2 separate regions of the Homo sapiens genome follow, and region 2 is linked to region 1. A link is an interaction called in ENCODE POLR2A ChIA-PET data of the cell type or tissue named here. Cell type or tissue: MCF 10A. All regions are shown on one strand. Region 1 holds the start of FAS (Fas cell surface death receptor). Region 2 overlaps LIPA (lipase A, lysosomal acid type).

Region 1 (4,000 bases):
TATATGGTATGGTTTGAATAAGGATGGTTGTCCAAAATATCTCCAACATCTGTTGGAGTGCCTGAAATTCTATTATTAAAATTTTATTTCTTTGCCCTTGAAGGCCTGAGGACTCTCAGGAATATGCTGGTAAAATAAAAATAACCTTTAGAGATGCCCAAACTGTTTTCCCCAGAACACCAGCATTCATTAGGTGTTCATTCAATAGATTCTTCAAAGGATTCCAAAGGCAAAGAAGTTTGGGGAACAGTATATATAATTACCCAACCCTTTGACATTAGCATACTAAGGGCCCTGAGAAGTTTTGGATTCAGAAAGTTTTCAAATTAAAGTAACCCAGAATTTTCTAAGATTATTTGACCATGAAACATATGTCTCCCCACAAAGCACATATTCCTATCTCCTTGAACTTGAGGATAATTAGACGTACGTGGGCAGAGGGTAGGGGAAGGGGGTATGGCATAGAAAGAGCAGGACCTTGGGAGCAAGAATATCTAAGTTTAATTCCTGACTCTGCTATTTATTAACTAACCATCTTTGCCAATGTTGCTTAAGCTTTTTTGGCTACATTTTTTTATTTGTAAAGTAAGTTTAATAATCACTCATCTCACTGGGCTATAATGATAAGTATTAAGTAAGGAAGATCCACATATGTGAGTTGCTGGCTTATAATTCACACTCAAGAGATACTGATTTTGTCAATTGTCCTTTCCCCTTTTTTTCTCTCTTCCCTCCTTCCATTCCTTCTTCCCTTACCTCTCCTTTCCTTCCCTCACACCCCTTTTCCTTCCTTCTTTTTACATTTTTTTATTTAAATGAACTTTTCATTTTGGAATAGTTTTAGGATTTCAAAAAATTTGCAGAGATAATACAGAGAATGCCCATATACCATCCTCCTTATCCCACTTCTTTTTGTGTCTATTAGATGCTCAGAGTGTGTGCACAAGGCTGGCACGCCCAGGGTCTTCCTCATGGCACTAACAGTCTACTGAAAGGTGGAACAGAGACAAGCCTATCAACACCTACAAGACTGGTGGTAAGTGCAGTGACAGATGCAAAACACAGGGTGATGGAAAGCCCTCAGGAGGGTAACCTAACCTAGATTTGAGGGCCCAAACAGGCTCCAGAAGAAAATGTCAACTGAGAGGAAGCCTGAAGGATGAACAGTGGGCTAAGCAAAGGGTTATTAATGTGTTATTAATGGGTTGAATCTAATTGGGAAGGGAGAGAGGTTGCAGAGTGAGGTGCAGAGCTTGGTGGACGATGCCAAAGGAATACTGAAACCTTTAGTGTGTCCAGTCTGGAACTGCATCCAAATTCAGGTTCAGTAATGATGTCATTATCCAAACATACCTTCTGTAAAATTCATGCTAAACTACCTAAGAGCTATCTACCGTTCCAAAGCAATAGTGACTTTGAACAGTGTTCACCAGAGCACGAAAGAATTACAAGATTTTTTTTTAAAGAAAATTGGCCAGGAAATAATGAGTAACGAAGGACAGGAAGTAATTGTGAATGTTTAATATAGCTGGGGCTATGCGATTTGGCTTAAGTTGTTAGCTTTGTTTTCCTCTTGAGAAATAAAAACTAAGGGGCCCTCCCTTTTCAGAGCCCTATGGCGCAACATCTGTACTTTTTCATATGGTTAACTGTCCATTCCAGAAACGTCTGTGAGCCTCTCATGTTGCAGCCACAACATGGACAGCCCAGTCAAATGCCCCGCAAGTCTTTCTCTGAGTGACTCCAGCAATTAGCCAAGGCTCCTGTACCCAGGCAGGACCTCTGCGCTCTGAGCTCCATTCTCCTTCAAGACCTCCCCAACTTCCCAGGTTGAACTACAGCAGAAGCCTTTAGAAAGGGCAGGAGGCCGGCTCTCGAGGTCCTCACCTGAAGTGAGCATGCCAGCCACTGCAGGAACGCCCCGGGACAGGAATGCCCATTTGTGCAACGAACCCTGACTCCTTCCTCACCCTGACTTCTCCCCCTCCCTACCCGCGCGCAGGCCAAGTTGCTGAATCAATGGAGCCCTCCCCAACCCGGGCGTTCCCCAGCGAGGCTTCCTTCCCATCCTCCTGACCACCGGGGCTTTTCGTGAGCTCGTCTCTGATCTCGCGCAAGAGTGACACACAGGTGTTCAAAGACGCTTCTGGGGAGTGAGGGAAGCGGTTTACGAGTGACTTGGCTGGAGCCTCAGGGGCGGGCACTGGCACGGAACACACCCTGAGGCCAGCCCTGGCTGCCCAGGCGGAGCTGCCTCTTCTCCCGCGGGTTGGTGGACCCGCTCAGTACGGAGTTGGGGAAGCTCTTTCACTTCGGAGGATTGCTCAACAACCATGCTGGGCATCTGGACCCTCCTACCTCTGGTGAGCCCTCTCCTGCCCGGGTGGAGGCTTACCCCGTCTTAGTCCCGGGGATAGGCAAAGTGGGGCGGGCGCGGGACGCGTGCGGGATTGCGGCGGCAGCGGCGCACGCGGGCACCTGGGAGCGGCGGGCTGCTGCGGGAGGCGTTGGAGACTGGCTCCCGGGGGCTGTTAGGACCTTCCCTCAGGCCCGGGTGCTCAGAACGCTGGAGGACTTGCTTTTCTTGGGCCTTGATGCGAAGTGCTGACCCCGCTGGGCAGGCGGGGCAGCTCCGGCGCTCCTCGGAGACCACTGCGCTCCACGTTGAGGTGGGCGTGGGGTGCGGACAGGAATTGAAGCGGAAGTCTGGGAAGCTTTAGGGTCGCTGGAGGGGGACCCCGGTTGGAGAGAGGAGCGGAACTCCTGGACAAGCCCTGACAAGCCAAGCCAAAGGTCCGCTCCGGCGCGGGTGGGTGAGTGCGCGCCGCCCCGCGGGGGCGGGGAGAGAGCCTGCAGCCTTCAGAACAGATATTGCTCATTTTCTGGCAGTTCTCAGACGTAGGAAATAAGTCAGCACCGAAGCAGTGGTTAAGCCGGAGGGCTCGGAAGAACGGCACCTTTTCTTTCTCGAAAAAGTTATATGGGGGCTGAATGAGCTTCTGGAGGCTTGTTTACCGTTTTTTATTGTCACACAGAAAAAGAAACTGCCTTGTCTCCCTTCCGGGAATTCTCTCTTTAAGACTGTAAGTCGCTGCCTGAGTGGTTTCATTTTGTTTTGTTTTTCTGCCCTTCTCTTTCTTCTTTTGCCCTTTCTTAGCTTGCACTCCCATGGTGATTTCTGCTTGGTCTCCTGCTGGGGTTGGTGGTACTCGTTCCCACCGCACAGAACCCGGCGCCTATTATTGGCCAAGAAACTTGAGCAGCCTGTTTTGAAAAGTCCCTCGCTCAGAAATGCCAGCTTGCAGATGGCTAATCAAAGAGACGTGGATCCAGGAGGCTCATTTGAGTACCGGAGCCTCTGAGAGTCCATGGATTTTTATTTTATTGGGCCCCAACAAAGTGCCAGGCATAGCGAGAGAAGTGTTTACAAATGTGATCTCCGCGGATTCTCACGAGAGCCATGTAGTGGGGAAGATAACCACATCCCCATTTTACAGATGGCGAAATGAGGTTCAGAGAGCTTCAGTAATTCAGCCAAGATCACACAGCTAGTAAATGGGAGATATGGGATTGAACTCAGATCTAATTCCAAAACTCAGGCTGTTCGCTGATTGCATCTGATATCCAGATTACACCAAGAGGCTGAGATGTCTGGGTCCATTTTATGATTAGAAAAAAAAATCCTGTTCCTTTCAGAAATAGTGTGCACTATTTGGGATTCTTTAGAAACTTCCTTGGAGAAAATTAATGATTCAAGATTGAGAAAACATTTATACAACCTCAGGCCACACTCTTCTCTCTCTTGTTATTAACCATTGCACCACTGCAATGTTGGCTGCTTTGAAAATCTCATAGTTTTTGGACAGCAGTATTAGTAAAGTGTAAGAAAATTGTCAAAGCTTGGAGCTATGCTTGTTGAACTTTTGTACCAATAGCACCTTTACCAGAGGCTGCGTGTTTAAAGCCCGAAGAAAACTTTGCTTTTCTGAAAGAATACACA
Region 2 (4,000 bases), 220 kb after region 1:
GCACACCAGCATGGCACATGTATACATATGTAACTAACCTGCACATTGTGCACATGTACCCTAAAACTTAAAGTATAATAATAATAAAGAAAAGAAAAGAAAAGAAAAGAAAAGAAAAGAAAAGAAAAGAAAAGAAAAGAAAAAGTAGTGAGGGAAGAGAGCGTGGGAAGATTTGCAAGCAAAGCCAAGAGTGCCCTCTTGTGGCATACAAAAAAATGATTTTTAAAAATCACTCGTTACTTGGTAGCCCTTCATTTCCCGGAGTAAACACATTAACCTTGAGAAGAGTTCCAAGTACTGCCAAGAGAGAAAGGGAAGAACCGGATGACTGTTAAATAAAAGAGAAAAAACATACACACAATTCTTTGGGCCTATAAGTCTCACTCAATTTTATTGAAAAGTTTAAGACTTTAAAAGTTACAAAGTAGTATTCGCCCTGCCTATATTAACCATTAACAAGCATTGTACTGTTAGTGCAGCTAAAGTAATTATATCAGAAAAACATATCAATTGTCATTTTGTCCACCGGACAGTATTGTAAGGAAATGATGCTGCAAGAAAAGCAGACAAATATGGACTTCCCAACATAGGGACGTGAAGCAGGTGTATTAAAAATAAGGATGCATATAAAACTAAGACACAAAATGAATCCCTGAGCTGAGTTTGCATCCGAAAACATCACGTTCACACTTCATTTGGGTGAAAATGAACAAGGACACTTCTCATGGGCAACCACGGGGCTTTGGCTTCACACAGATGTGATCAATAACGACAGTAGCGGGCTCCAAGAGTACATTAATCTCAGAAAAAATAGTGGTATAGTCTCCACAGGGATTTGCTTCTCAGATAAGTAGAACTATGGCCTGCCATGAAATTGAGAGCTCATGAATATAGATGGTTGAGTGTATCAGTCTTCAAAGCATTTAAAACATACTTTTGTTTTTGTTTTATCAGTGCAATTTGTTTTTGAAGACGCCGGAAAACTATTTCATTTAACCTGAGCAATTAAAACGTGTCAAATCACAGCTGTCACAGTTAGGTTTGATAAAATTAATTGTTAGCATCCTTATTACTGGCACAGCTGTGATATTTCTGGATTTGACTATGCACCTGCTGCAGGAAAACATGATAAAATGTCATTTAGATCTCTAACTACAAGACCGTTAGACTAGAGAGCTCTTTAAGGCAAGGACATGAAAACTGCGTACTTTTATACCTCGCTTAAGTCAGTGACAGATTTACCAATGACAACACAATTTTAAAATTCCAACACATATATTACTTTGTCCTATGAAGGGCAAAAAGTCAATATATTTTAAATTTTAAAAACAGAATGGATATAATGACCTTTTTACACATCAGTGATATTTAAAAGACTTAAAGAGACAATACTATGGTTGAGACACTGGCTTCCTATTCCAGCCCTAATTAAAGAAAAAATAGCTAGTATGTTTCTAATTGAAACTAGAGTGAACTGGGCATCTTCAAAGTTATCATTTTCTTGGATATAAAAAAACAAAAGACCTGGGAAAGAAAAACAAGTGTTTTACAGAAATGAAGCAAACACATTTTCACATGACATAATCATTGACTTGGTGGTACACAGCTCAAGTCCAGCTTTCACTGATATTTCCTCATTAGATTAATAATTTTATTATAAAGCCTCCAAGGGGCATCCAGGCCCCAAATGAAGTCAAGATGCTCCCATTCCGGAATGCTCTCATGGAACACCAAGTTGGTGATCTGAGTCAGTAAGATATTGACGTCGTAGACATCTGCAAGCCAGTCGTGACCCCCGCTCCAGACTGCAGTCGGCACAAGCATGTCCTTCACATTGTATGTGGGAGGATAACTCTACAATGAAAAGGAACCAGAGAAAGCCTCGTTGTTGTTGTTGTTTTAATTTTCAAAATCACAATAAGCGCAATCTCCATTAAACATTGTCTAGTAAGTTTGACTAACAGACTAAATTTTTAAAATCTCTTTGAGTATCTTTTCAAGTTGCCATTACCGGCACAAAAAAAGAAATCTAACCCCAAATGAGAGAATGCTAATTATAATCGCCACTAGCTGTGGAGCTGCTGCCGTAGGCTGGGCACCAAAATGAATGTTTAATCCCCGGCAAGGAAGGTGTTGTACTCCATAGGTAGTACACTCAAGGCAATAGTGGCTGGAAAGAGTTTGGGGTCATGCCCTCCTACTTCTTCCCTTTGGGTGTAAGACAAGTCACAGAAATTCTCTAAGCCTCACTGTCCTCATGTTTAAGTCAGAGATAATCACGTTTACATCACAGAGATGCTCTGGGAATTAAATTTAAAAAACAGAGCAAAGTGCCTCACACTTCAGTGCATTTAGCATGCTCAAAAATGCTAATTTTATTAGTGCAGGGAAGAGGCTTAAGCAATGTAATCTGGCCAAGGCCCCATAGCTACCAGATAACAGACATAGGACTGTCTGACTCTACAGGCTATGTTCGTGATTACTCTGAGTAATGCATAACAGTGATGATTCTTATTTAGAGCTGGGGAAAGGACAAAGAGAGGAGGCCCAGTCCACAACACCAGCTACAAAGCTTGGATTGTTCTGAATGGACTGATGGAAAACAAACACTAGTCAACTCCTGCAAACATTTCCCACAGCACCTGAGCCTGGCCAGAATCCTGATAGGCCAGGCTGGCTTTCTTGATGAGTTTTCAGGGCCCCCTTTAATGAAAAGACTAAAAACTTTACCTGGTTGTAATGAAAATAATTCTTGGCACTGCTTCCCCAGTCAAAGGCTTGAAACTTTTGGAATTTAACAGCCTAAAAAGAAGATAATTTGGAAAAGAGTTATCTGACACCAAAGTTAGAGATAACATCATAGGTTGCTGGAGCTAGCCACAACCTCGGAAATCAACTTTATACCAATATCCAGATTTACTCTTCATTTCCAAGGCATTATTTTAAATGAGATGGCATGGTTTTGTCCTGCTTTACTGAATGACTCAATTTCTCATTGTATGATTGTTAAGCAGCTACCACCTGACACAAGAAAGCAGCTATGCACATATGCTGTCAATTATACTAGATCAACAGTTGCTCCTGCTAGCGGAACTTTATGCTGACATTTTCTGCTGAAATTTGCATCCTAAGCTTTTTCAAAGAGTTAGTCATTTTACTTGGGAAATAAAGGTAGACAGATAGGTAGCTACATATATATATACATATATATATATATAATAGAGAGAGAGAGAGAGAGATGGATATATATAGATAAAATAATTATAATATACAATTGGCCCTCCATATCCAGTTTTGTATCTGTGGATTCAGCCAAGTGATATTTTGCAGATGGAAAATATTTGGAAAAAAACAATAAAAGATAATAAAACAATAAAAAATACAAATTTTAAAACAGTGTAACACCTACTTACATAGCGTTTACATTGTATTAAGCATCATAAGTAATCTAGAGATGATTTAAAGCATATGAAAGGATATGCATAGGCTATATGCAAATACTACATCATTTTATATAAGGGACTTGAGTATCTGTGAATTTTGGTTTGGGGATGATGTCTGCAGCCAGTCCCCAAAGATACTTGAGGGATGACTGTATATTTTCTATTTACCCATTCTACTTGTCTAGTTATATTAGTCAAATTTTAATGATGGTATTGATTAAACACTTTTTCTTGAGTACTGGTATCAGTATAATCACCAAGTAGTACTGCATGCCAGCACAATTCTAACTAGTTAGGGATACTAGAGCCATGAAATTGAAATTGTATTGAAATTTACATTTATTCATATTTAAAATAGTATAATATAAAATATTAGCAAAATGTCACTTATTTTTAAAATTCAAAATAGTGCAAATCCATATTTCCTCTACACTCTCAAATTAAATGTATGTCAAAAATTAAACACAAAATTGGCAAGCCAAATGAATTTGAAATGGTAAGTTTTGGCCACAAGGTGGCGCCTGGTAAAAAGAAATGCTCAGACATTCTTTGTCAAA

What was found. Peaks named below come from ENCODE experiments on the same cell type or tissue, not always from the same donor. Only the 100,000 strongest peaks of a DNase experiment are listed, where the experiment ranks them.
Region 2: POLR2A ChIA-PET joins it to region 1 with 11 read pairs; 7 of 35 experiments call an interaction of 5 or more read pairs at or near these places.

The regions. Positions count from the first base shown.
Region 1 is chr10:88,988,544-88,992,543 of GRCh38, forward strand. It overlaps FAS (Fas cell surface death receptor), which reads left to right and starts at 2,255. Exons shown (of 9, transcript NM_000043.6): 1 at 2,255-2,363. The coding sequence starts at 2,334. It overlaps FAS-AS1 (FAS antisense RNA 1), which reads right to left. Exons shown (of 1, transcript NR_028371.1): 1 at 2,879-4,000. It also overlaps a transcript of ACTA2 not described here. RefSeq lists a silencer at 951-1,000 and enhancers at 1,408-1,919, 1,920-2,430, 2,571-2,980, 3,111-3,190. In MCF 10A, no CTCF peak of the experiment used is centred here; DNase peaks (open chromatin) are centred at 1,638, 2,128, 2,838 and 3,258.
Region 2 is chr10:89,213,208-89,217,207 of GRCh38, forward strand. LIPA (lipase A, lysosomal acid type) reads right to left here. Exons shown (of 10, transcript NM_000235.4): 9 at 2,731-2,802; 10 at 365-1,854. The coding sequence ends at 1,621. Among named protein-coding and RNA genes, the nearest start is that of CH25H, 7.9 kb to the left of the region's middle. In MCF 10A, CTCF peaks have their summits at 199 (motif pointing left) and 3,989 (motif pointing right); a DNase peak (open chromatin) is centred at 3,974.